Regions from separate parts of the Mus musculus genome. Here regions 1, 2, 4, 5, 6 and 7 are each linked to region 3. A link is a loop called in an ENCODE intact Hi-C map of the cell type or tissue named here. Cell type or tissue: left cerebral cortex. All regions are shown on one strand.

Region 1 (4,000 bases), 90 kb before region 3:
AGAGGAACGGAGCCTTGTAAGGGCGGAGCTCTGCTTGGAAGTTTCCTCTCTCTTTTGGTCCCCGGCCTTGGCTCGAGGAGCCAACAGCTACCCCATGCTTGGCAGCTGATGTCCTGTCTGTAGCCCCAGCTGATGCACCTGAGGTGCAGCCATTGTCAGGTGCCCCAAACACTTCCCATGAGACGCTGGGAGCTATCCGTTGGCCTCACCTGACCACCGTCCGCAGCAGGGCCGACCTGGCTTCATTGTGGAATGTGATCACCACGCTGGTGGCTGGCAGGTCCACTCGCCACTGCTTGCGCTGACACCTGAGGAAACAGAGTGACCGGCCCTGTGAACAAAGGATACACCCCGCAATGACGGATCATCCCTGCTCGATAAGCAGAGTGGGCTGCCAAGACCGAGAGGCTGCGGTTAGCCTGCCAGCTGTGGGAGGTTCTGGCACAGACGCACATATGGAAGCAGGAGCTACAGCCAGGTTCTGCTTACAGACAAGGGCGTTCTGCAAGCTGTATGAACTGAGAAGAGATTTCTAACATGTAAGGCACGTGTTCTAAAGCAGTGAAATAGCCTCCCACTTCCAGACAGACACTCCTCAGCCACACGCCTGCCTCAGTCCTCAGCATTTTTTCCCCCCTTGGGGGACCTACGCCAGCCAGCCATTGCTTTCTTCTTACCTTGAGCTTTGCCTACAACAGGCAAGGTGCCTATTGGGTGATTGGCTCTCACAGTATCAAAGGACCCACTGCCTGCCGTCCTTCATACTGCCTGCCAGGCCTTCTCCCAGTAACCTGGTGACAGAGGAGCAGGCTGTGTCATGGAAGCCGGACTGGCAGGTGGGCAGGCACCTTAGGCCTGTCTCACGTACAGGGCCATAACAACCTAGGCCTGCAAAGATGGCAAGCCGCACAGGGCCTCTGCGTTGACTGTGGACGCCTTACACTTGAGCCAATGAAGACCAGTTTTAAAGCCACGCCTCTTCTGATGAGGATAACAAGTATAACATGGTCAAAATACTCAGTAAAGTAAGACCCAGCTCAGCAGAACTCACGTGGACTCTTCCAGGCCACTCTGGGGATGCAGGCAGAGAGCAGTGTCCCAGAGTCTCTACACAACTCCCCTAGGAGGGTGAAGACCTTGTCAGAGCCTTGGGACACTGTCAGCTGTGTCTGAGTACAGCCAGAGTCCCAAGTGGCCAATGGTGATGCCAGTGACACCAGACTGAGAAGGAGCCCAGCAGAGCAGCCGGGTTGACAGGGCGTACTGAAGAGGAGGGAACCCACAAATCCAGTCCCTGCCTCTGGACCCCTCCTTGCCCTTATCATCTCTTCAAGTGGCAGAGCCTTCCATGGGTCCAACACACCGAAGACTCAGTTTACCCTGCAGCTCATCAGATTCCCCCAGTTATCTTGAATGGAAATCAGTGGGAAAGGAGGTGGATTCTGGAAGAACCCTGGAGCTCAGTCAGGGCTCAACACTCAACTGCTGAGCAGTGAGCTGGATGCTGGCATAGCAGCCGCCGGACACCAGTAGAGAGGTGTGGAGAGGGCAAGGCAGGTGCCCCGAGATGAGTGCTTCCCCAGGACTGTCGAGAGGAGCCCAGCCCTGCAGTCTGTGAGCAGCAGCAAGAAAAGCAGCACAATTATAAAGCAATTAGGGCTGCAATTGCAGAAGGGGCGTCGGTTAATTTTAGTCATTATAGTACATTCTTTTTAATTAATCACACACAAAAAATTGTATAGCAGTTGTTTGTGGGGAGTCAGGGAACGAATTCTACAGTTAGCATCTGATCTCACTCACTGTAGACGAGCCTTCATGGACAAGCCAATTGATAAAAATTAGCAGGAAGGTAGATGAACGAAGAATCTATCAAGTTTCAACTGTAAACAAATTACCAAATGGCTTCACTGTCAAGAGGCCAATCTGTAATGCTGTAAGGGGGAGAGGCTCCATGCTTCGAGGCTCACTGCCCTCTGTACCCGGGTCCCCACGTAGCCCAGGAGTGACTGAGCCAGCAGACCTGGGTTGGGAGACTCCAGGGACCCACAGGGCCGAGTGGGACCGTGAGAAGATGGATAGCATTTTTCACTCTCAGAGCGCTGGATTCCGGGCCCATCCAATCACGCCCCAGTCTCTCATTCTCCTCGTCTCTGCAGGAAGCTCATCTTCCAGGAGCTTTTGGAAGTCTCCTGGGGCTCTGGAAGCATTTGCTGGAACAAGCAGGCTGCTGCTACACAGCGTTTTATTAAAACTCCTCTGCATATTCCTAAGGCTCAGGCTCAGGTCTGGGCACTCAGGAGCTTCAGCGAGATCCCATTCTTAAGGAGTGCGAGCTGAAGGCTCTCACAGCCCACGGGTGGAGCGAGTGTGCGCACAGATCCAGATAAGCCCCACACTCAACCCAGATGAGGCCCCGGAGGAACCAAACCGCTTTAAAAAGAGAAGCAATTAATTTTGCATTTAAAGAGTCTTGCTTGGCCCTGTCAGCCAGTCTTAGCTGCTCTGGAGGCAGTGGGAACCAGGGTGGCAGCTGCTACAAGTCCATCAGCTGTAGGGTGCTTCCTCCCAGCCAAGCAGGATGGAGAGCGAGCAACAGCAAGAGAACGAGGCAGCTGGAGTCTCTTCTCCCAGACACACGCAGAAGCCCACTCTGGGCCCTGGTTCACTAGAGGCTCCAAAGACTTGGTACTGGCACTGTCATTCTGGAAGCTTCCTGTCCACTAAAATGGCAACTTGACAAGTCAGACACATAAAGATAACATACAGACACACACACACACACACACACCACCAAATAGACTCAGCAGGTTGTATTTATATACATGTGTGTGTATGTGTGTGTAACAATAATGAGAAAGAGGCCATGGATTTGAGAGAGGACAGGGGAGGGGCTAGGGAAAACTACATAAATACAATGTGTGTGTGTGTGTGTGTGTGTGTGTGTGTATGGAAATTAAAAAGTCAAATTAAAAGATTTTGAAAACCCTTAGTTTAGCTAAAGAGTTCCAGAAGGATCCTGCCTCTCCTGGATGTGCCTCGCACTTCACACACACAAAAGGTTTTCCTTTCTCTTGGCTTTCCTATTTCTGACATTAAATCAAAGCTCCAGCTGACTCCCAGGGACAGACGGATGCTGCAGACATACACTGGATGATCCTAAATGCCGTTGGGTCATTTGCAGGGATTAATACATGTCACTGTGGCCAGTAATACATGTTACTGGTCCTGGCGTTATCCACGGGCATCACACAGGTGAAGCTGAGGATACACAGGAAGAAACCGGCCAGAACATGTACATACCCAAGGGGAGGGTCAAGTCCTAGCAACGATACGGTCAGAAGGGTGATGAGGGTTCCTGGGTTTCTTCTCACCCCGTGTGACACTGTGGTGGTCTGACTAGGAATGTCCCCATAGACTCATAGGTTTGAATATGCTTGGCCGTGGGAGAGGGAGTGGCACTACTTGTGGCCTTGTTGGAGGATGTGTGTCCCTGTGGGGGTGGCCTTCGAGGCCCTCCTCCTAGCTGCCTGGAAGACAGTAGTCTTCTCCTGTTTGCCTTCAGAACAAGATGTAGAACTCTTGGCTTCTTCTCCAGCACCATGTCTGCCTGGACGCTGCCATGTTCCTGCCTTGGTGATAATGGACTGAACCTCTGAACCTGTAAGCCAGCTCTGATTAAATGTTGTCCTTTCTAAGAGCTGCCTTGGTCATAGTGTCTCTTCTCAACAATGGAAACCCTAATTAAGACAGACACCAGGACATTAGTGATGTAGCTCACTGGCCCGTGTAGGGACAGTGACAAGCAGGAGGGCCTTCACTCTGTGGTCCTGTCTTTACGGCAGCTCACAGGCAACAGTTACCACCCTTTCAGGCCCTTTCCAACCCCCAGTGTCGGGAGAGGGAACCTCTAACCCAGATTTGGTGCGCTGTCACTCCTAGGTATGCTTTTAACTAATCACACAGAGAAAAGGCATATATACATCCCTAAACAGCATGGTAT
Region 2 (4,000 bases), 140 kb after region 3:
AAAGTAGTCACATTCTTCACCAAAATACCACAAAAACAGTCTTTATGCCACATTCTGAAATTCTTCTCCTTTGAAATCTCTTGGGCCAGGTCAACACAGTTCAAATTACTCCCAGTAACAAAGTCTTCCATATTTCTACTAGGATGACCCATTAAGCCCCATTTAAAGCATTCCACTGCTTTCCAAATCCAAAGTCCCAAAATCTACATTCTTTCAAATAAAAGCATGGTCAGGCCTATCACAGCAATACCCCAGTCCCTGGTACCAACTTTTGTCTTAGTTAGGGTTTTACTGCTGTGAACAGACACCATGACCAAGGCAAGTCTTATAAAAACAACATTTAATTGGGACTGGCTTACAGGTTCAGAGGTTCAGTCCATTATCATCAAGGTGGGAGCATGGCAGCATCCAGGCAGGCATGGTGCAGGAGGAGCTGAGAGTTCTACATCTTCATCCAAAGGCTGCTAGTGGAAGACTGACTTCCAGGCAACTAGGGTGAGGATCTTATGCCCATACCCACAGTGACACACCTACTCCAACCAGGTCACACCTACTCCAACAAGGTCACACCTCCAAATGGTGCCACTCCCTGGTCCAAGAATATACAAACTATGACAAAGACTTATTTTTAATTCTGTATCTCTGTATGGGTATATGGCTATGGATGCACAGGTACATACCCCAGGGGCTGCCCATCTGGGATTTTGACAGTGTTTCTCATTGACCTAGAGTTCATCAAGTAGTCTGGCCTTTGGGCTGTGTGGTCTCTGTCTGCCTCCATCTACCCAGCACTGACACTTCACATGTATGGTACCACACTTGGCCTTTTCATGTCTTTTCTGGGAATTGAACTCAGATCCTCATGCTTGCAAGATGAGCATTTTACTGACTGAGCCATCTCCCGAGCCTTTAACCACAATTTTATGAAGTAAAATAAATGTGGTTTTGTGATGGTTTGAATAGGAATGGCCCCATAGACTCATGTGTTTGAATGCTTTGCCCATAGGGAGTGGCACGATTAGAAGGTGTGGCCTTGTTGGAGTGGGAGTAGCCTTGTTGGAGTGGGAGCGGCCTTGCTGGAGTGGGAGTGGCCTTGTTGGAGTGGGTGGGGCCTTGCTGGAGTGGGAGTGGCCTTGTTGGAGTGGGTGTAGCCTTGTTGGAGTGGGAGCGGCCTTTGGGGAAAAAGTACATCACTGTGGGATGGGCTTTGGAGTCTCAGAAGATCAAAATTAGGCCTAGTGGCTCACAGTCACAGGAAGACCCGATGCCTGCACATCAAGATATAAAACTCTCAGTTCCTTCTCCAGCACCATGTTTGCCTGCATGCTGCCATGCTTCCCACCATGACAATAATGGACTAAACCTTTGGACTGTAAGCTAGCCCCAATTAAGTGTGTTCGTTTAGAAGAGTCTCAGTGGTCATGGTATCTCTTCACAGCAGTAGAACAGTGATTAAGACAGTGGCTTAGAGTCGGGCGTGGTGGCGCATGCCTTTCCCAGCACTTGGGAGGCAGAGGCAGGTGGATTTCTGAGTTCGAGGCCAGCCTGGTCTACAAAGTGAGTTCCAGAACAGCCAGCTACACAGAGAAACCCTGTCTCGAAAAAAAAAAAAAAAAAAAAAAGACTGGCTTATGTGTAAGTCTGACAGAATGTGTGTGCAGATGCTGTTTGGCATACAAAGGTTTCCATTATACATTGAGAATATCATTGATTCATGTTACTAACACACCCAACCTGCCCAGCTCCTGGCTCAGCCTCAACATCCCCCCTGTACCATGCCATGTCAATTCGCTGTGGCCACCCAGCATCTGGAGGAAGGACTCTAACATCTATGGCTAGCCTTGAAAATGATCAATATCCAAAGTATGGGTCTTAGTGAGTGATTTCCACAGAGTGATAAAGTAGAAAAATGGTTTAAAGGAACTATAAACCTGGAGACCATTTTAAGAGAAGGGTGGAGGAATTAAATGCTCAAACGTTGACAAGCGGGAAGAAAAGCAAGCTGACAGAGTGGTTAGGCTGGGTCCATCCCTCCTTAGACTGCCTTTCTGCCTGTGAGCTGAGCCAGGCATGGGAGTGCACACCAGTGACCACAGCTATTCTGAGGCCAGGACAAGATCAGTTTAAGGCCAGCCTGAGCAACACAGCAAGACCCTGTATTAAAAACAGTTTTTAATAAAAAATTAAAAACCAGGGGAGAGGGGCTGGAGAGATGGTTCAGCAGTTAAGAGCACTGACTGCTCTTCCAGAGGTCCTGAGTTCAAATCCCAGCACCCACATGGTGGCTCACAACCATCTGGTGCCCTCTCCTGGTGTGTCTGAAGACAGTGACAGTGTACTTACATACATACAATAAATAAATTGAAATTTAAAAAAAAGATAAATATGAGGGGAGAGATTTCATCCAATCATATTGCAAGAAGTAAGCAGGGGAAGGAGGAGCCAACGGCTGTGGGGACTAGGGGCCAGGCCAGCCTTGGTGGGCCTCTAACCAGAGAATGTGCCGGAAAATAAGACTTGAGTTAGGCAAACGAAGTAGATAGGAAGTCCAGAAGCCCCAGGGAGGTGCAGTGCCTAGAAGAGAGCAATAGCCTGACTGCATCTCGGGAGATTTACATATTCATAGCCAAGGCTAAGACTTGCTGCCCCCAAAGGCCTGAAGAAAGTCCCTTTTCCTGAAGAATGGCTCTCCTGGCAAGATCCCTAGTGCCAACTGTCACGCCTTTCTTACCTGCAACAAACCAGGGCACAGTTTTCATCCCTTGCTTCTAAGAATCCCAAGGGGGCGGGGGAGGGATGGCTCAGTGAATAAAAGCCCTTCACTAGTTGTTCTTACAGAGGACCTGGGTTCAATTCTCAGCATCCACATGAGGGTTCACAATCATCAATAACTCTAGTTTTAGGGGATCAGGCTCCCGGTTCTGACCTCAGCAGGCATGAGGAACACACATGGTAAAACACTCGTACCATACACATAAAGTAAAATAAATTCAAAAAAAAAAAAAATCCCAAGGGGATTAGGGAATCAACTCCTCCCATCACAAAGAAAAATCAAGTCAATGGTGAGGTTGAGCCCCGCCCTCAGTTCATCAGGTAAAGTGAGCCTCTGTGATTCCAGGGAAAGGCTCTGTCACACACAGACTGTATTGCCTACCAACCGCACAGTCTGTCACGAGAACTCCCTTTGCTTTGGATCTCTACCCTGTGGGCCTGTTGATTTTAGAGCCACATTCAGTTTACCTGGGGAGAGACCGACGTCCCATTGGCCTCTGTCTGGGTCACGCCTCCTGTCTCAGCTTGACTGTTCACCAGAGAAAAAGGCCCAGAACTGGAAGGGTGAGTCCAGATGGGCCTGAGCAAGCCCAAGAGCGTGGTGGAGATGCCTGGGAACCTACAGACCGACCAGAAAGGAAGTGAGGGAGAGCGGGCAAGGCTCCAGCCAGGGGCCTGTCCTCAGTAGAAACAGCTGGGCTTCATCCCTCCTTCACAGCAGGTGTTGTGCTCAGAAAGTGAAGGTGAAACTGTTCCCACAGCTGAAGCTGTGCTCGGCATGGCTCCCCTTTGTCTGTAGGAAAGCATTGTTATTCTGGGAGCGGCCTCTTTAAGCAACCTGGGTGACCTCAAGGCAAACCGTGCTTCAAGCTGAAGAACAGTCCCTGGCTGAAGCTGTCAGGGTCAGGAGACAGGGTCCTTCTGCTAAGCATCAGGCCTGAGGACAGAGGGGGCCTTGGCCGTGTACCCTGGAAGCCCCACATCTTGATTTCCTTCTTCAGTATCAGAATCCCTGATGCGGCCCAGCACAAGATAAACCTCATTTTCCAGCCTACCCAGAGCTCAGGTGTCGACAATACCTGAATTCTAGACAGTGTGTGATATCTCAGCTTAGGGCCATCTAGGCTCAGAGGCTGTCCCAGTGTGAAGGGCAGGCAGGAGGGACAAATCAAGACACCAGAGCCTGGGTCTCTCATCAGGACTCTGGAGCCTGAGTTCCTGGTTTAAA
Region 3 (4,000 bases):
CTCACAGTCATGTTGTACACGCTAAAGGAATCGCACATTTTCTCTTATCAAGGGGATGAGCTAAATGTGGAGAGTCGTCTAGTGTTTAAACCCACTAAGGGATCCAAGATGGCACTCCACAGTTTGGCGGCATCCTCTGTCTCTCTCTCAGGATCCACCTTGCTACCTCAATGGGAGCACTACTGAAATTTCAAAATCTGCAGTTTTCTTTTTTAAGATTTATTTATTTACTATATGTAAGTACACTGTAGCTGTCTTCAGACACACCAGAAGAGGGCATCCAGTCTTGTTACAGATGGTTGTGGGATTTGGTTGCTGGGATTTGGACTCAGGACCTTCGGAAGAGCAGTCGGTGCTCTTACCTGCTGAGCCATCTCACCAGCCCCAAATCTGCAGTTTTCACAGCACTCCCTTGCCCTGCAGATCACTAAACCATGATACCCTGAGCCAGGACAACATTTTATGGCTCACTGACAACAGAACCCCAGGTCATTGATCTGCTCTTTCTATAGGGTCTCCATCGGATCACAAAGAGGTCTTGGGCTTTCTTCACACCTAAAGCTAATACCTCTTAGGCATCCAGAGAACTTTAATGAGGAGACAAGCCAACTGCTTGCCAACAGACACCCCCAGAGGTAGGGTGACATCCCTGGGAGGCTGATGCCACAGGTGCCTTTCTACATACATACCTGTGCTGATCCAGGACTTCATCTTTGTGTGACTAGGAAAAAGCATTGTCAGCAGCCAGGGTATTCCCAAGGCGAGGGAAGTCTCCTGGGGAAGCAAAGTCCGTACACACCACACTTGCTCAGAGTCACCATGGTTCTCAAAAACCTGGCTGCTGCCACCAGCCACGCTTGCTAGACTTAAACCCTAGCAAGCAGGGGCTCCCAGCACAACAACCATTCAGAAAGCAGGGCTAATGAGAGTCAGTGTCCACCCCACACAAGCCAGGCACAGGGAAACACTGTTTCCATGTTCGTTACTGAAAATAAAAAACGAATCATGAACCCCTCCCAGAGTCAAAAAGACACTTCCACCTTCCTCCCTCCCTTCCTTCCTCCCTCCGTACCTGCAGCTAGGAATAACTTGAAGATGCCAGAGAAAAAGGGAATCAGCCATGTGCCTTTGACATTCAGTGTCTGAGTAGGGGTAAAGTCGGCGGCTGCTCATGGGCAGTCCATCCTACTCAAGATTCTACCCCCTATCTCCCTAAGCCGCGATCTACCTCCATTCTTTTCTGGTCGTGTACTGTTACTCAAAATCAAGTAAGGAGGGCTACAAATCTTTGGAAAAGATAACTATATTTCGAAGCTCGTTAGCTAGTAAAACACCACAAACCCCTCAGGAGAGAATACAACAGCCTAGACAGCACCAACCAAGGCAAGGATCCCACGCTCGCTCGGTGTCCACTCGGTACCCAAGCCGAGATGACTGCCGAATCAGAACCTGTAAGCTCTAAGACTCCCGGCCTCACTACCGAACCCACCAGAGACACACACCGAGGAGGGACTTGGGGTTAGGAAATGCGGACTTGGGGTTAGGAAATGCAAGCGCAAAAGGCTAGGTAGTTCCCGCCGCCGTGAGCGGCCAAGGGCCGAGGTGGGCAGTGTAGCAAGTAGAACGGGAGGTCTGACAGAACCACGGTACGACCTCACTGCCGGGGTGCTGGATGGGGAGGATAGGGAGGGATCACGCCTCTGATCACTGGAGCACCAGGGTTCCAGCCCGACCAAGGTCCCCAAGATCTGGGCGCAAGACGAGAGGGTCGCGGGTTCCAGTTGGGCGGAATGTGGCTCGGGGAGCACCGGGTTTCGGGTGACAACGATCCCCAAGATCCCGGAGCAGGGAGTGGGGCTCCGGGGTGATCTGGGCGGAGTACGGAGCAGGGGGCAGGGAGTCCGGCGGAAGGGTTGTCCCTATGATCCCGGCACAGGGAGTGGAGCGCAGTGTCGCCAGCGAGATAACAGCCTCCAAGATCCTGGCGCAGGGCGGTACGTGGCTCCGGGTGCCCGCGCCCCGCATGCGGGAGGCAAGTCGCTGCACCCAGAGCCGCGGGTGAGCCGGACAGGGCCGGAGCTCGCGCCGCTGGCCTGAGGGCCCGGAGAAAACTTGAGGCGCGCGTCCCGGCCAGGGTCCCCACATCTGCTGCCCCGAGCCGGGGAGCACTCTCGGTGCACGGCGCCTCCCCGCTGCAGGCCCGGGTCGGCGCACAGGCCTCGCGGCACTCACCTTCCTGCCGGCGCCGCCCCCGCCCGCGGCCAGCGCGGAGCCGCCCCCCGAGTACATGTAGTAGGCGATGCCCAGGACCCAGAGCAGCGCGAAGCACAGCAGCATCCGCGAGCGCCGCCGCATCCTCGCTCTGGGCGGCCGCCGGGCAGCCTGGCGGCGCGGCGGGCGGAGCGCGCGGCGGGCGGAGCTCGGGGCGGCGGCGCGGGAAGACGCGGCGCTCGGCGGGCGGCGCTCGGCGCTCGGCGCTCGGCGCCCGGCAGGAAGCGGCGGCCCAGCGGCGGGGTCAGGGAGCAAAGGGCGACCAATCGACGCTGAGGGGCGGGCGCGGGGGCGGAGCCGAGTCTCCATGGCAGCGGCGCCCCGCCCACTGCGCGCCCCCGGGAGTGGCAGGTGGAGGCAGCGGGCGCGGACGCGCGGTTCCCCAAAGACTTGGAATGGGCCAGTCTGCAGAGATCGCCCCGGCCCGCCATCCGTCACATTCACTATTTGGGCAATAGTGGGTTCTTGGGTTTTTATTTTTTATTTGTGCTTTCTCTTTTTTAATATAAGGTCTCATCCTATAATCCAGACTGACCTCGAACTCACCATCCAGCCCATGCTGGCCTCAATCTCGCAGCACTCCTTTTGCATCAGACTTCTGAGTCCTGGGATAACAGGAATGCACTGCCCTGTGGTCTGAACAAGACTAAGACAGGGAAGGTAGATTTCAAGGCGCTTGCTTGTAAGGATGACCCTTCCTGCTCTTAAAAGCAAAATGGAATGGTGGTGGTTTTAAATAAACGTGAAAAAGAGGGGAGATAGATGGTAATTTATGTTTTTAAATCTTTTCGGTTTTTTATTGGTTGCTTTCTTGAAGGAATGAGGTGAGCATAGTAACCCACTTAATAGAGCAGGCAGCAGCGAGTTCCCTGACAGCAGCTCTGGTGACTGTAACCTTGTCCATGACCTTGTGACTCTAAGTCCCTGTGTCTGGAAAAGAATTTCCAGTACTTGAGAGCCTGCAAATATTTCTGAGATCTGCCCACACTGCAGGAGGAAGGAACTCCCTGGGCGGCAGTCTGCCCAATCCTGAACAAAGAGCACCGCAAGCCTTGGGCTACCAGGATTCTGAGCCTCACCTGAACTTCAGACTTCTCAGAAGTGAGAAGGGAAAGCCTCTTAGTTCCACCAGACACCCCATTCCTGAAGACACCCCATTCCTGAAGACATCCCATTCCACCAGGCACCCCATTCCACCAGGCACCCCATTCTGCAAACACCCTTCACAGAAGACAGGTTTCTCATACCCTAAGAAGTTCCGTTCCAAGTACTAGAATCCGAGCACTGTACTGACCAGGGAAGAGATTTGTAAAATACTGAAGAGATGACAGGCTTGAAAACACCCAAGAGTCTTGGGGACAGTCAGATAAGTGGGAACAACTGTTGCCCCTCAGAGGCCTGGGAGTGAAGGGAAAGAAGAGGAAGCAGGACAAACCCCAAAGAGCAGGAAAGAGACAAGCAAGTGGCCCCTCCCCCAGCATAGCATCAGCATCAGTATCTGTTGAAAACTGCAGAGGACAGAAGAGAAAGTCCCCACCCGGAGCCCTGCCTCCAAATGCTTCCTATCTGAGAAGTCAAAGGACAGCAAAACTGCTACTACAAAAGCAAAACAGAAAGTTAGTCATATTGCTGAGTGTGGAAGAGGAATCCTAACATTTCATCTGATTATGCTCCCCAACACACACATGCACACACACAGGCACGAGCACACACACACACACACACATTG
Region 4 (4,000 bases), 84 kb before region 3:
AATGCCCTGGGTCTTCTAACACCAGAGAACCGAACCCTAAAATACTTAATGACCTTTGCAGACTGCTCTGAAATTAGGCTCCTTAAGGTCTGGTTGCCAGGGTCTGACAAGCCCTGTTCACCCTGGGTTTGTTTATCTCATGTCACCATTATTAACCTAAAACAGCTTTCTCACGCCCTATAGTCCTGGCACCACATACCACAAACATCAGAGGAGCCAAGTTCAAAACCACAGCACTCATCACCTCATGGCACAAGACGCTGCCTGCCTCACTGACCGCCCTGCCTCGGAAAGCTCCGTGCCCTTTGGGAGGCTGGGGGTTCAGCACAAAAGCACAGACGGGGCCAGTAGCTGGCCTGGCACACTTCAGGCTGGGCAGCCTGGGAGGTGGTGCCAGCTCACAGAGGAAATCTGAACCTGCAGAGCCTCATGGGGTGCATTCTGCAGGCTGAGCTGTCGCAGGAGGCAGTGAAACTCTTTCATCAGGACTATCACCCACTTTCCACCACCTTCCGTTTTCCAGACGTTAGCTTTTAATGGAAAACTTTGAGAAAATAACAGCCTTACACAGTGCTGTGAGCGCTCCCTTAATCTCCCTAAGAACACCTCACCAGCAGCCATTCCTGAGAGTCAAAGCAAGACCTGTCCCTTTAAACTCATTCCTCCTGATGACAGAGCTCTCCCAGGAGTTCAGCTGCAGAGCAGCCAACAGGAACCACAATGCACTCCTTCCCTTGCTTGACCAGATGCCTGTCTGGGTCCCCCAGATGCCTGCCTGGGTTCCCCAGATGCCTGCCTCAGTCCCCAGCTGCAGATATCCTCCAACTACAGCTTCCACACGTGGGATGGCCCAGTCCTGCCTCACACGGAGCCATCCATGCCTCCGTTTGCTCCGCTCCTCTGGCATCCAAGTGGCTGAGCTCCAGGGCAACCTTCCCATGAACTGCCTGGGTGAGCGGCTTACGTTCCCCCCTGTGCTTATCTCTTCCAGGCCGAATGCCAGAGCCTCGGAGCTCTGTAGGGTGGCCATTCTCCCTACATGGAGCGGATGGCCAAGATCCTGAGCTCTGCCCAGCAGGAGGTCTGGAAACTGCCTGACCACAGATGCCTTCAATGTTCTGCCCTTGTCAAACAGATCAGCTGGCAACTGCAGGCCATGCTGGATCCTCTGTTTTCAGAGATAAGGATAGACAGGTATTTAATCCCTGGGTGCGTGGAGGTGGCCGTCACCATTCATGCTATAGACAGGACATCATCACTACCCCATCTCTTCAGGCAGCACCCATGAGCTGCTCAACCCTTGGCGCTTACCACCAAGCTTGGCAAATGCAGGTCAGTCCCTGGGAGCCAGGCAGTGGAAGAACCTCAAGCTGTCCTCTGACTTCTGCATGTGCACTGCCACTCGTGCACCCGCACGCAAATAACATCAAAAAGGTGTAATCACATTTAAAAAAAAAAAAAACTTAAAGGGGCAACAAGTTACAAAGCAGGAGGAAGCATGAAACCACCTCACACCAGTGCAGTTTTGGACCTGTGTGTACAACACTGTGCAAATGAAAATGCTCTACGTGTATGTGAGTGTATATGCAGCATCCTCAGAGGCTAGGAGAGGGCATGGGATTCCCTGGAGCTTTGTGAGCCGCCAGGTGTGGGCGCTGGGAATGAAACCTGCGTCCTCTTGAGAGACATAGGTGATATCTCTCCATCCTCCAGACTAAACTCTCTGGAAGAAGGATGGCGACTATTGGAAGGACGACGACAGGGCGCTGGGGAGCCGGCTCAGTGATCCAGGGCACCGGCTGCTCTCCCAGAGAACTGGGATAAATTCCCAGCACCCACAGGATGGCTCACAACCCAGTGGCACTGTTCTCACGGTGGCACACAGACACACGTGCAGGCATAACACTCATGCACACAAATTAAAAAAAAAAATCACAAAAATTAAGATGACTGTCATAATCTATCTAATGCCCAGATCTCAAACAGAACAAAAAGGGATTGGGACAGAGACAAGCATATGTGCTCCTCATTAAAGAACGGGCAGAGTTTTATTCTTAGTATTAAACCAGTACTTGTCTAATTACTACTCTTGCTGAAAATGGCAACTAATTGAGTTATAAGTAGAAAACAAATTCTGTCAACCAACTGGAGGGACAAAAAAAGCAAGGACTGGCTAGTAAACAAAACTGTGTCTGCGTCAAAGACGGCGACGGACCCACGGGATTCAAGATCCACAAGTCTACTGGAAGAAGGGGTAAGCCAGGAGCATGGGGTCCTGCCCACGGCTCCCCCAAGGCTGCCTTGTAAATCAGCGCAGGCTCTCACCAGGGGCCAAGCAGCAGCAGCAGCGGCTTAGAGCAGCAGCCTCTAGAACCATGAGCCAGATGAGCTTCACCTGATTCAGTCTCTGAATCAGTTCTGAACTGAGCAGACTTGGGGTAAAACAGACAACATAAACACACCAGGAGACTAAACGGCAGGGCCAGAGGGGGCGCTGCTGTCTCCACTACTGACAAGGCCCAGGCAGAAGAATAGGGAGCTTAAGGTCAGGCTGAGCTACAGAATGGGGAGTTGAGTGAAAATGGGGGCTGGGGCTGGGGCTCAGCAGAGAGCGCTGGCCTAGTGTTAGCAAACCCTGGCCCAACCCCCAGTGCAGTGTAAAAAACAAAAGGAAATAACACAAAGCAGCCTGTCTGTGCCACTCCGGCCTGGCCGAATGGTGTGGCAAAGTAAATATGTTACACGACGGGTAAGTTTACGTTCCTTCCCGTGTGCCAGATTACAGCACTGCACTGCCGTTGGTTACACAGATCTTCTTAGACGTGAGCAGAAGCCTGTGATGACATAGAAGCAGGCATCCAAACTTCAGGAGGCTCAACATTTCCAGGGCAACCAACCAGCCTGCTGCAGCAGGCCTGTTCTGCACTCTGAGACAGCTCTGGGTACTTTAAAAACATGTTAAACACACCTAGAAAACATGTGAGTAAGAAGACTGAGGCTGGGGCATCTAAGCTGAACACAGGTACTTATATGCACATGTGAGCACATACACACATGCACATACATGCACACACACACGAAGTGAGGCATGGCCCTGCAGACAGGTGTGTTCATGCTGCCCCCCACTTCCTTAGCTTAAACAGATCTAACTCTCAGTCCTCTCGTCAATACAACACAGGAACAATAATGAATGCACCTACTTTCTAAGGCTGCTGTGGAAGCCAAGTGGGAAGAAATGTGTGTGATGGCCTTAGAAACATCTGCAGCAAAATCCCTAGCTACAGAGAGTCAGTGACAGTGATGACAAGGCCACAGGTACCGGGCAAGAAAATAACATGCAGTTGTAACATCTGGCTTCTGAACGATACGGGCCGGGGGCAGAAAACCAATGGCTTACGTTTAAACTGACAGGAAGAAAAAAAAAAATCATACAATTGTGAAGCTGTCGCCTAAACACGTACAAGGTTAAAAAAGGAAAGTTAGAGCAGAACTTCAGACAAGTGGGAAACAGCAATATTTTGGTTATTTTAAAGTAGGCTTAAAAATAGCTGAGACAATAACACTACACTTCATAAGACAAGAACGCCAGAGGCTCAGGCACACTGCAGCCTGAGCTCTGGCGCTCACGGTGTGGGTATGTGGGAGGAGCCTAGGGGGCTGGCGGACCCCAATGCACTGGTGTTACAGAACTTTCCAGAATGAAGTGAGCAGACATGTATTCACCCCAGGTACGGTGTCGATGGAAGACCAGCAGAGAGCCAGAGAGTTTGGAGGTAGGCGACAGGAAGGTTCCTGGAAGTGATACAACTGAAGAGGTCTCTGCCCTCTTCAAGTCTAAGCTGCTCGTGTATCTTGGCAAGCTCCCCCCAGAGAATATTAAAAGCCTGATCTTGTGAGGGTAAACACAGTAACTGTGATTTTAAGGTGACAAGGGCCATGTGAGGATCCGAGGACAGTTCTGCATGGGACACACAAAGTAGTCTGTACAGAACTCAGTGGG
Region 5 (4,000 bases), 50 kb before region 3:
GAGGAGGAGGAGGCCACAAGGGTGAAGCACCCTGCATCCCAGGAAGGCAGAGGACATGAGAGACCAGGCTCAGCGAGAGACCCACAGGCAAGAGAACCAGCCAGATGGCCTGGCTCTGACCTTGCAGGCTCAGTGACACAGACGTGGCCCGTGGAAGGATCCAATGCTGCCCACATTTACACACAGACCGCTCTAGGTTTGCTGTTTGCTCTCCATAGCAGTTTCAGGAGCTACTCATGGGGGCTACAACTTTCAACTAGAAAACTTTGCCTTAGCATCTGGATGGCATGTGAGGTGAAGCCAAGAGGCCATGCCAGAATCAGGGGGCACGGGAGCAAAGGGGATGGGGTGTGTGTGATCCCTCCCAGCCTCCGTTCACAGGCGAAGCCACCATGAACTATAGACTCTGTTTTCATCCCTGTAGTCAGTGTGGTGGGCACAGGGCCAAGCCAGGAAGCTCTGCAGCACATTCTTCCAGGACCACTTTACAGTATTCCTGCCTGTTAAGGAGACTGTTGCTTTACAAAGGTACTGTACCACAAGCCATCTCCATGGCAACCTGTGCTGACATTCCTGAAGTAGGCATCATCTGGAGTCTCCCGGGACACCAGGGTGGACACACAGACCACCACCCTGTCTCAGATCTAACATGCAGGGCTGTATCAACAGGTGGCAGCCAGGACCTGTGAGGTGGCAGGAGATTCTGTGAGGACTCGACTCCACTGGCCCTCTCTCAGCAAGACATCCTAGAGATCATGCAAGTTCCAGGGGATGGAGGAACAGGGGTTAAAGGCTACGTGGACAGAAGGCCTCTGAGACAGGACGATTGCAAGTCATGGGCCCGGTCCAGCCTGCACACAGAGCCACCACCTGGTCCCTGATAGCTACAGAGCCTTTTGCCCCCCGCTTGGGCTGAGTGCACAGCTCATCACAGCATAATCAGGGCAGATTCCTAGATGGGATGGTCTACACTGCGGGCCAGACTAACCTCAACTCCCATTACCCCTCCCACCTCAGCCTACCGTGCGCTGGGATTACAGGAGCAAGCCATCACACATGACTTCAGGGCGGGTCTTCAAGGTCTGAATTGTCAGGGAAGCCCCTCAAGAGCAGGTGGTGTGTCAGGTGGGTGGTAGCAAACTCCCAAAGGTACCCTGCTGAAACACCCCCAAAAGTGCCCTGCTGGAACACTCAGGGCCTACCAATCAGCCCTGGTGTGGAGGAAGGCTGGGCAGAGTGTTCATGCTTGCACACGGCTCTGCTCCAGCTCCTCACCCTGGACAGGCAGATGTCCCCTGTGTCATCACTCACCTGGGCGAGCAGGTCTGGGGGCCAGGTGCGCATGTGTGAGTACCAGTCAGTCACACGCACCATTGGGCACTCTTTCTAGTCCTCCCAATCAAAGGCCTATAACTGATTGCTGTACCAAACACACCAAAGACTCCACTCCAGCACGTGCTATTCACAGAGCTCACCCCAGAATCACCACGGAAACAGGAAGTAACTTAGTTCAGAAGTCTCCGCACCTTGGAGGCTAGACCCAAGAAGTCCAGTGGTATGCCAAGGCAGAGCCTCCTCTGGAATACATATACTACAGGCCAGGAACCAGGTGGCAGCCCTCTCTTACCCCTATGTGAGCTAACATGCCAAACCTGGCACTTCACCACCAAAGCCAGCCCTGCCAGAAAGAGCACACGGTGCAGGCTTCACACTCCGCTTCTGCAAGTGGCAGAGGCAGGTCTGCAGTCACTGCTAGCACAGATGAAAGCACCATTCACACTCAGGGGCAGATCACAAGCCTGGGGAAGCAGATGGCGGTGTACACACATGGATGGGAGCAGCCGCCACCCTGGCAACACCTCAGGGCTCCACACCAACACCCATGGACAGCAAAGGAAAAGGAGCAACGGCTTGTTATCTCATCAGCTTCTTGTGTCCAGTTCCAAACAGCAGAGGGGATGCTGTCTTTCCAATTCCTGGCCTAGGGAAAGGACTTTATTTTTAGCCCAGCCAAGACACATGAGCTTCCATGGGTCGACAGGAGCAAAGAGGAACCCTCAGGAGAGAGAGCCAAGGGCAGCAGGGACAGACACTGGGCACCACACTGTCCTGGATTATGGCAGATGCTCAGGCCTTCCTTTCCCACTGACCTCCGTACACGGAAGGGCAGTGGGTGTGCATTCTGGAATATATTTCCTGGGCACTGGATGAGTGGCATGTAAGTGGGAGGGGCCATGTCCTCTGGGATTAACTCATGAGAGGCCTCTTTCAAATGAAGAATAATGAGACTCAGTTGACAGAGTGTTCGACTAGACGCTTGAAGCACTGGGTTCAATCCCCAGCACAGCATAAACTGGGAGAGGTGGTACACACCTGGGATCCCAGCCTCTTCTCCGTGGCAGAGGCAGGAGGATGAGAAGTTCAGAGTCATCAATGGCTACACAGTAAGTATGAGGCCAGCCTGAGCTACATGAGACCCTGTGTCAAAACAAATAACAACAAACCCACACACAGAGAGAATGGACAATTCTACAGGGAGCTGGTGCCTGCCAGAGAAATGGTCGACACTCCGTCTCTAGTGTCAGTCCTCAGCCTGTGCACCTTATATCACAAGCACACCAAAAGGTGGGTGCGAAGCTCCCAAATCTAGATGTAACGGAACACTTAAGTCCAAGCCTGACAAAGGAGTAGAGGGTTTGAGCATGCCAAGGACTGTTGACTCTCAGAAGTTAGAAACACACTACACAGGGAAACCCAGGCTGCTTTAGACACCGTACACCCAGCTGCACCCACGGCACCCAAATCTTACATCTCAGCAGATGCCTAAGCTACACTCTCAGTACACCCACCTCACCCATGGGGGAGCAGGCCACTCAAGGTTTACCCACCTGTCCCAGTAGCCAATGACAAAGCTGCCTGGAAGTCCCTAACCACTGACCCACACAGTCTGTGCCCAGGAAGCACTGGATCACCTCAAAGACTGATGTGTGAGTACCACGTTAAGACCTGTGCGGCACATGGTTACATAAACCCAGTCTGGCTGAGGGGCAGTCATAAAGAGAAGTGGCCTCTGCTGAGCTCCCAAACTCCACTGATGGAGTGTCCCACCGATGGAGTGTCCCACTGATGGGTTATCACATTGACGAAGAATACTGTCACACAGACATCTACCTTGCCAGGAGCTATAGTTGCCTCATATCTAACACCACCTTTGAGAAAAACAGACTGTCTCAGTTTGCCTCTTCAGGTGATAGGTAGATCTATCTAGGTAGATATTCTCATGGCTGTGCATAACTTAGGACCACAAAACTTGCCTCAAATCTGTTCAGGAATCGACTGCCCATCATATACGCTTTTCCCAGTTACAACGTCTCAACCACCTCCCCTCAGCAAACGCAAGAGGGTCCAACTATACTGGCATGCAAACCATCTCTTAAAACCGCCTTTTATTGTGATGTCTTAGTTCACAGTAGAAGCAGGACACAAGTGTAGGAGAGAGAACTGGTCAGGGAGAGGGGAAACACCCTTGTCTGACTGGTGTCTGCAGAATCTTCTCCTTCAGGGCCCCCTGTCCACAGCAGCGCCTGCCCCCAAGTGCAGCTCACCTCAGGCTGAACGGGGTGACAAGGACTTCCCTGTCTGACTGGCAGAGTGCCAAGTATAGTCACCAAGTCTACCCCAGGAAAACCCGGGAAGACGGGACAATATGGTGGAAGTGGATCCATGTTATATTTGCTGTGGAATTATACCACTAGCCCAGTATCCACCAACACATGCAGGGAGTGCACTCCCACAGCAGAGTACTATACATCCCTAAAAGGAGGCCAATTGACACATCCTATGGCAGGTGAGCCCTAAAGATGCTGGTTGACAAAACACACAGTGTGTCCACCAGCACTCGCTCAGTCATAGAGCTGTAAAGGACAAGCAGAGTCCATGGAGGGACCATGGTAATGACAGCATAACAGTATGGCTGTGACTAATGCCAGAAACTGCATGC
Region 6 (4,000 bases), 150 kb after region 3:
GTGTAGGCCACATGGTCCCTGAAACCATCTCTCATTTGCTTCCACCCTGGGAATGCTCAGCATCTCCCACCCTCCTCTTCCCATAGGATGGGCCCTTGGCTGCTCAGTGCAGGCCCTGTCTCCGTGCCCCACAGAGCCAGGAACTGTATTCCTTCTGATTGCTGTTCTGTCCCCTGGGGTTCCCTGGGGTCCCCTGCAGGATCCTAAGTGGTGAACAGTGGACACGCGCTGGGGTGGAACGTGGGAAAATGGCTGCAGGTGACACGAATCCACTGGGCAGGGAGCACCCCATTTTCATTACTATTCTTTAGCTGGTGGTGACAAGCTTCCTTTGTCCTTGGGATTTAAATGGGGACGCTAAATCAAATATGGTGGCATGTGTCTGTCATCCTAGCACTCAGGAGGTAGACACAGGAGGATTGCTTCAAGTTCAAAGCCATCCTGAGCTATATAGCAAGACCTTGTGTCAACATAGAAAAGTCATAAATCTATACTCTTTTTAAATCCACCGGTGGGAACTTTAGATAAACTGGCTAAGCCAAGCTGGAAGATCGCTGCTGTGGCCTTGGATGCTGTCTGAGAACACACTTAGCCCTCTGGGTTGGGGGAAGCTAGACATCTACTAACTTTATACAGTCCAAGATGTCACAGAAGTAGACAAGGAATGGCTGCTTACGGGGCTAGAGATAGCCCAAAATAAGTTGCAATTAGGCTCTGAACATGCAACATCCCAACTTTCCCAGTCATTGATGGTCTTATCAGTTAAATAGCTGTATAATGGGTCGATCAGTGGAAAGTGATTCTTTCCAGGGAGGAACTCTTGTTCCTGGAGGAATAAAGGGTAGAGGTTGTAATCTAAACCCTTCCTGCCGACCTTCTAATAATTTAGCTCCTACAGAAGTTGACATCCAAAGGGCACTCCGTGTCTGCAGATCTCCTCTCCCTCCTATGTACAGTAAACCCTTTATGCTGCATGTTCAAAAAGGGAGAAAGAATGCTCCTAGATGGAAATTAAGAGGGACTGTCCTGGGAACTACCATTTGCAAATTAAGCATGCTGTCTGCTGGTGTGACGGAGAGGGCCGCTCTGAAGACGCCTGCTTCTCAGGAGACATTTATTTTTCATGAGCTTTTATTATTCTGCAGCTTTAGCTTCTATTGCTGTGTGTCCATCTGTCACAGGTGACTGGGCTGCTCGGAAGGAAGGAAGCTGGCAGGAGGCACCCTCCCACACAACCCCATCAAAGGACCAAGAAGGATTTGCTAAGATGTACTAAAGAAAAACCCAGAAATGTTCTGCCTCCGAGAACCAGAGCAAAGGCATTTCAGGGAACTTCCTGAGTGGACGGAATGAAAATGTAAAACCTTCAGAACTGGACAGGAAGTAAGCCAACACGTGAGAGACTGTTTTTTCACCCATGCCTCTCCAGGTATTTCAGGTCTATGTCATCCATGTGTGTGTGTGTGTGTGTGTGTGTGTGTGTGTGTGTGTGTGTGTGTGGAGAGAGAGTATCTTCAACTGTTTTCCCCCTTACTTTTGAGATAGAGTCCCACTGAATCTTGAGCTCACAATCGACTTGCTGGCCTGGAAGCCCAGGGGATCCTCCCTGTCTTCTCCTCCCCAGGACCTGGGTCACTGTGCCCAGCTTTCCTCGGTCATGCTGGAGAGAAAGGTCAGGCCCTCGTGCTATGGCAAGCACTTCAGCAGAGCCATCTTCCCAGGCCCCAGACTCCTTGTGTCACTGGGCCCCCGAGTCATCTCTCCCATTCATTCCTACATGCTTGCACTCAACAAGTCCTAGTTAAACACACATGATAGCTCTTCTACTAGAAAGGGAAGCAACACCAGGCCGGTTATGATCCAGCGCACAACAGCATCAAACAGCCTGCAAATTCTTGGTAAGGATAAGTAAAATTGCCACACCACAGACAGTTATGGGCCAGTTTTTTGTTGGACTTCAAACTCTTGTCTTTTTGTAACAACAACAAAAAGATACCTTGATGTAGAATTTGCCAGGTGATACGATAATGTGTATGGAATGTTTCTGAGACTCCACCAAACTGTCTTCCAGATGGCTGTATCCTTTCGAATTCCCACCAGCAACTTAGGAGCGCTCTGGCTCTACCCGGTTCCCAACACCAGCTGTATTATCAACATTTCTTATAGTTTTGCTCTCTCGGTAGGTGGTGCAGCGCCTCCTGGTGAGGAGCGAGCCTGGCACTATAACTGGGCAATAATGAATCTAGCCCTCTTCCTATTGGTATTTACTTGCATTTCTTGGTACTGTTCCAGCACGCCCCTTGGGGTGCCCTTAGCTGGAATTTAAACAGAGAACTCCGTTAACAATCGAATGTGGGACACCAGGAGCTTCTGCAGGTGAGTTTTATACAAAAAAAAAAAAAAAAAAAAGACTTCTGGGCATTTTGACCTTCATGTGTACACAATGTTGTCCAAGACAGGGCAGATCTGGCTAGGATTCTGGTTTCCTGTGGGCTTCATCCTGCGCATCATGGGAAGCCCATTCAGAAGAGCCTGCTGTCTTTCGGAGAGAAAAGGGCGGCTCAATAACCTAGAGGCAGAAAACAGCTTCCCTCTGTGCAGACTGTGGGTCTTTTTGCTTCTCATTTAATGGCCTCCTCCTTAACTATTGGAGAATACGACTCTGATGACTCTGAGAATATCCCAGCACAGAGGCAGGGCTGACTAAGATGCTGAGATGGGGGGACACACCCGTACTCCACTCCCCACCCCCACCCCCACAAGCCGGTTCTCTCCGTTGAGTCTGTATCTTCTGTCTTCAGAACTTATCTCCTCCCACCAGGGTCACTTTCTGCTGGTGTAAACTCTATCACATCACCAAATGACACAAGCCAGTTGTTTCCTTGCCTCACTCTGTTCTGGCCCTCGCCGCTGTCGCTGTCATTGACTGAGGTGGTAGTGCTCTGAGCTCCTCTTCCTCTGGGACTTAGACATTTGCAGAGGAGCTGCACCTTCTGCACGCCCAAGCTCAGCCTAGCTAGTCCGCTGCTTTATCTTTGTCCTATCCTACTCTCAAACAAAGGCCTATCGATTTGACCTACTGTCACTCTCCTGAAGGAAATTTCTAGAATGTAGTTCAGGTGAAGGTCAACTGAAGGCTCTGCTGTCTAATCTGGAGAAATTGGTATCAGGGAAGGTGACTTGTCCCGGTGCACCCACAGTAAGGATCCCAGAGGACAGGCCAAATGGTCACTCTCCCAGTAGAACCCTGTCTCAGTCTCCCTGCCTCCCGTCTTCACCACCATAGAAACCAATCTCTAACAATGGATAGTGTCTTAGTTAGGGTTTACTGCAGTGAACAGACACCATGACCAAGGCAGCTTTTATGAGGACAACCTTTTATTGGGGCTGGCTTACAGGTTCAGAGGTTCAGTCCATTATCATCAAGGCCAGAACAGGGCAGCATCCAGGCAGGCATGGTACAGGAGCTGAGAGGTCTACATCTTCATCTGAAGGCTGCTAGCAGAAGACTGGCTTCCAGGCAGCTAGGATGAGGGTCTTAAAGCCCACACCCACAGTGACACACCTACTCCAACAGGGCTGTACCTACTAATAGTGCTACTCCTTGGGCAGAGCATACACAAACCATCACAGATGGGCTTTTGAGAATATCAGTCCTTAGATCCACAGACTCCTCACATCCTTAAGACATCAAAAGAGGAGGCAGCAAAGAACAGCTGCACCCTCCCCAGAGAGGCCCTGAGCTCAGATGCAGGAGTGAACCAGAGGCTTAACTGAAAGCAGTTGGAAACCAAGATCTGCCAGAAACATTTCTAAAGTAAAGAAAGGGGGCTGGCAGGAGACCCGCGATCAGAAAAAACACAGCACCATTTCATGTCAGCACCCCACTGAGCAGAGGGTGTTAACAAAACCAGGTTGAGTGTTACCTGACTCCAAAAAATGTTCATATTTGCCAGGCTTGTCACCCGTGGGTAGGTAATATGCCATATTACAGGCCTTC
Region 7 (4,000 bases), 180 kb after region 3:
ACCACTACCCACAAACAACTGATCTGGCCCCTGGAGGGAGAGAATGAAAGGACATTAGGGGACTCGGATCTCAATAAAGTAACAACAGAAGGTGCTGGACTGGGGGTGCTAATGAGGGCCAGAGGACATGGCAGTAAGGAACACATGAGAAACTGAGGGAGGAAGGGTGAGCCAAAAGATAACTGGGAGCATGTGAAGTGGAGGGACCTCAAATACAAGGTCTCCATTAGTGCTTGATGGCAATCTTGGGATTCAGGTCCAGGGTGTCATCAGGGTCCCAGGATAGACCCCGAGGTAAACAGCATGCCCATAGGAAACAAAAAAGGAGGCTGGGGATGGGTGAAATCACTGGCAGGGAGCTGAGGCCTGACGTTAGAAGTTAGAAGAGTGGAGATGGCAGATCCTAGAATGATGGGAATTAACGTTTAAACTACACAGTGCCTACCACATATCTGTACGGGAAGGGAAGGTGAAATATAAAACAGAGGATTAGCATTCAGAAGATGCTCAAGAGAATGGAGGATTACGAAGTGATAAAGCTGCCTCTGGACAGGGGCTTTTTAAAACAAAAGTGGGAGCGGCGAGCTGGGCACTCCTGGTGCAAGCCTGGCATCTCAGCAGCTGAGGAAGGAGGATCAGGAGTTCAAGGTCAGCACTGGCTCCGCAGCAAATCAAAGTCAGCTCTAGCTGCATGAGATTCTGCCTCAAATAAAGAGAGTGAGCTCAGAGGGTACAAGCACACCAGAAATAAATCAGAGTAATCCCTGAGGCCTGCCTCGAAAGCGCCCCTGAGAACGTGAACGGGAAAGGACAGGGTCTGTGAGGAACTGAGGAGAGAAAGCTGCAGAGGACAGGCCCTAGAGATCATTTACTGTGGCGCACGAGGAGTAGCTGAGAGCAGCAAATGACTATGTCCCCTTTGGTGTCCCCCTCTCCATTCTTGACGGCCCCAGCAGTGCCTTCAAAGAAAGAGCAGGGATCCCCATGTGGAGCCTTTCAGCCCCAGATCCCCTCACACCTAACGCCCACCACATGTCCACAACAGGACAAGTGATTTCCACCAGTTCTTGTATGTCAACGACCTGCACTCTGTGGGTCAGCTCCTGCCACACAGGCAGGTTTCCCCTCCCAGCCTTGCTTTTGTCACTCATTATCAATGGCTGTGCTAGAAAGTAAACATTGCCCCAGAACTGAATCCTCACACCTCGCTTTTGCAGGGATAGTGTGTGCTTGTTGAATGGCTTGGGGTTTGAGCTAAAGCATGTCTACAGAGTTACTACCCCAGCATCAGTCCCTCTGCCTCGGTCTCTGTGTTGTGACTCTCTGGCAGACCACCCTAGTTTGAGTCTCTCCACAGGTGTCACTGGTAGATGCTCTTCTGCCCTCTGAATCAGCAAAGCACATCAAAGCACATGCAGGGAAAGGTTTAGGGTCAGCCAAGTGGCTGAGGCACGAATAACCACTTCTAGAATGGAAGCCTGTCTGGGCTGCCCTTCCGGCACAGCACAGTTGAGGAGGCTCAAGACCTCAATCCCCTCAATCTAAGGGCAAGTTCTCTGGCCACAGAGGTCCTTGAGCAGCACCACAGCACCACCATCAGGACACCTGAGGAACTGCTGTGCCTACAACTGATTAACCAGGAGCAGATCATCGCTTGGCTTGTCCTGTGTCATCTGATGAACCTGCAACAGAATACAAATCAGACACTGCTCTATCAGGTTGTGGGGCAGAGCAGGCCAGAGATTATAGCCTCAGTTCCATCGTCAATAACAGGAGGCCTTGAAAGACTGATAATGCTCCCTGCACATCTCCGCATCCCCTGAAGCAACTTAAGTAAAATGAAATCTGTCAGTACATAGCAAGAAGCAAAAGGGTACTTTCCCACTAAAAGCCAGTTCTAGCTGCCCAGTTCTGAAGGCCTAAGCAAGGGAAAAAGAGACAAGCTAGTCACGCAAAGCTGTTTCCTTCTGAATTAGCCAGAGCAAGGAATAAAATCAGGTTTAAGGTATAAAACACACTTTTCCTATCTAAAATATCTAGTTCACATCTGTTCCACCTAGAGTAACTCGAAAAGGTAGTTTTGAAAACTAAATGTGTGATATGGTGAGGTCCGGTATATTGTGGGGCTCCCTGTTAAGCCAGTACTAGGGATACTGTACAGGAGCATCGTGTAAATTCAAGGCCAGTGTACACTTCACAAGGGAGAGCAAGACAATCCTGGACTACATCAGACGTTAACAAAAACAAAATTTTTTATGGGAGAGAAATTTCTTATGGGTTATCCTTAAAATCATTTTCAAAAGTCTACATTCTGACTGAATGAAACGAGGGTATGAGAAGACTTTACGAAATGAATTCTACAGTCAGTGAGAAAGAATAGTCTAAATAAGAAACAAACTATTATGTAAACAAATTTTACAGAATAAACTTAAATAGGTGATGTAAAAAATACACTTTGAGCAATTAAACAAATTAAAAAGAAAATGATATGGCTCCCTTATCAAAGAATCAATAAAAATTAATGTTGTGGGACTGTAGAGATAGCTCAGCAGTTAAAAGTACTAGCTATTCATCCATAAGATCTGGGTTCTGCTCATAGCCCTTACACGGCTGCTTATAGCCATCTGTCACTCCAGTTCTAGAGGCTCCAGTGTCCTCTTCTGGCCTCCTTGGGGACCAGTCATATACAAGGTATACACACATATATACAGGCAAAACACTTCATAAAGTAGAAAAAAGTAAATCTTTTTCAAATATCCTATAACACTATTAAAAACAGAAACAAAAAACTCTTAAATATTGTTGTGAATGTAGCTCCACTGCCTGTCATGTAGAGCCCGTGTTCAAACTCAGGACCATATGAATCAAGTGTGGTGGTGCATGACTGTTAGTATCTCTGAACTCAGGAAGTAGAAGAAAGTCTCAGGTCGTCCTCAACAACACTGCAAGTTCAAGGCCAGCCTGAGCTACAAGAGATTTTGTCTCAAAATAATGATGGTGATGGTGGAGCCTGATTTGAGACCAATAAACTAATCTAACCTTTCTCAGAGTATTTGACCAAGAGGGGAGCACTGTTAAGTATTAGAGCACCACTGACTTTATTGTAAGCACCTCTTCAGTGTTTACGTTTCCTTTAAACAAGCTAAGATGCTGGAACCAGAGTGCTTTGATTCCCTGACAGCTATTAGACCCTTTCCTAGTACCCAGCTGGCTTGAGAACCAAGCAGCCAACCTAATCCTGTTTATGGCAGTCACCTACCTCATCGACTACTCCTTGAGGTAGCTCCACTGCAATCACACCTGCTTGTTGCACACGACTCTGGCTCCAGAAGGAACTATGTTTGTTACATCAAACGCTGCAATGAACTTTTCCAGTGAGGTTGGGTGAGGTTTAGCAGTTAGGTCAGTTGGTGAGCACCTCTCCTAGTAGCCAGAGAAGGCCTGTGACTGGTACAAATATACCTGCCACAACTTTTTCTGGCTAAACAAACAGGGCAGGCTATTCAGGTGACTTTGAGTCATCCCCAAACACCCTTCTGTGTTGCACCCTAGTGTTACAACAATGAACATGAGGTCCAACGGAGGGCCCCTTGTAAGCAGGCTCTGGTGGTGTTCTCTGAGACAAGATCTCATGTAGTCCACGCTGGCCTCAAACCCACTGAGAACGAATGACCTTGAACTCCTGATCCTTCTGCTTCTACTTCCCAAGTACTGGGACTGCGGGCATGTACCAACATACCTAGCTCAAGCAATCTCTTTTTGCTGGCTTTTGGTATTGTTAGTAAAAGAACAGGCTGAGCTGGTAACGTAGGAGATGCAAGCAGAGGCAGGGCAGCAGTGATGGCAAAGACGGTCACAATAACAGAAGCAACAGCAACAATGAAGGGTAGCTAAAGCCTCCTAGAAAGTAAAGAGTGCAGAGATGACAAAGTCAGCACAGAGCTGAAAAGGAAGAACTGCAGGCCCTACACACCGACTGTTTCAAAAAGCTTCCAAGGCT

What was found. A loop is a pair of places that touch in the nucleus more often than their neighbours do. Peaks named below come from ENCODE experiments on the same cell type or tissue, not always from the same donor. Only the 100,000 strongest peaks of a DNase experiment are listed, where the experiment ranks them.
Region 1: it touches region 3 in a loop (2.5-fold over the local background); 6 of 42 quality-filtered maps call a loop at or near these places.
Region 2: a loop joins it to region 3, with 1.9 times the contacts of the local background. A loop is called at or near these places in 4 of 42 quality-filtered maps.
Region 4: a loop joins it to region 3, with 2.4 times the contacts of the local background. A loop is called at or near these places in 5 of 42 quality-filtered maps.
Region 5: it touches region 3 in a loop (2.2-fold over the local background); 15 of 42 quality-filtered maps call a loop at or near these places.
Region 6: it touches region 3 in a loop (2.1-fold over the local background); 5 of 42 quality-filtered maps call a loop at or near these places.
Region 7: it touches region 3 in a loop (2.9-fold over the local background); 15 of 42 quality-filtered maps call a loop at or near these places.

The regions. Positions count from the first base shown.
Region 1 is chr8:124,319,980-124,323,979 of GRCm38, reverse strand. Galnt2 (polypeptide N-acetylgalactosaminyltransferase 2) reads right to left here. Exons shown (of 16, transcript NM_139272.2): 4 at 210-308. Among named protein-coding and RNA genes, the nearest start is that of Galnt2, 91 kb to the right of the region's middle. In left cerebral cortex, no CTCF peak of the experiment used is centred here; DNase peaks (open chromatin) are centred at 456 and 2,442; H3K27ac peaks cover 1,279 bases.
Region 2 is chr8:124,087,755-124,091,754 of GRCm38, reverse strand. Gm30005 (a long non-coding RNA gene) reads left to right here and starts at 3,152. Exons shown (of 6, transcript XR_879340.1): 1 at 3,152-3,336. In left cerebral cortex, a CTCF peak has its summit at 2,313 (motif pointing left); no DNase peak of the experiment used is centred here.
Region 3 is chr8:124,229,882-124,233,881 of GRCm38, reverse strand. Galnt2 (polypeptide N-acetylgalactosaminyltransferase 2) reads right to left here and starts at 2,488. Exons shown (of 16, transcript NM_139272.2): 1 at 2,233-2,488. The coding sequence starts at 2,355. In left cerebral cortex, CTCF peaks have their summits at 163 and 2,178; DNase peaks (open chromatin) are centred at 1,378, 1,674, 2,264 and 2,568; H3K4me3 peaks cover 2,395 bases; H3K27ac peaks cover 1,458 bases.
Region 4 is chr8:124,313,601-124,317,600 of GRCm38, reverse strand. The region is part of intron 3 of Galnt2 (polypeptide N-acetylgalactosaminyltransferase 2); the gene reads right to left. Among named protein-coding and RNA genes, the nearest start is that of Galnt2, 84 kb to the right of the region's middle. In left cerebral cortex, a CTCF peak has its summit at 2,484; a DNase peak (open chromatin) is centred at 2,493.
Region 5 is chr8:124,279,920-124,283,919 of GRCm38, reverse strand. The region is part of intron 1 of Galnt2 (polypeptide N-acetylgalactosaminyltransferase 2); the gene reads right to left. Among named protein-coding and RNA genes, the nearest start is that of Galnt2, 51 kb to the right of the region's middle. In left cerebral cortex, no CTCF peak of the experiment used is centred here; a DNase peak (open chromatin) is centred at 1,781.
Region 6 is chr8:124,076,391-124,080,390 of GRCm38, reverse strand. Gm30005 (a long non-coding RNA gene) reads left to right here. Exons shown (of 6, transcript XR_879340.1): 4 at 1,182-2,179; 5 at 2,293-2,376. Among named protein-coding and RNA genes, the nearest start is that of Gm30005, 10 kb to the left of the region's middle. In left cerebral cortex, a CTCF peak has its summit at 2,207; DNase peaks (open chromatin) are centred at 1,208 and 2,191.
Region 7 is chr8:124,049,870-124,053,869 of GRCm38, reverse strand. Gm29897 (a long non-coding RNA gene) reads right to left here. Exons shown (of 4, transcript XR_388188.3): 1 at 3,260-4,000. Among named protein-coding and RNA genes, the nearest start is that of Gm29897, 2.4 kb to the right of the region's middle. In left cerebral cortex, a CTCF peak has its summit at 1,604; a DNase peak (open chromatin) is centred at 1,597.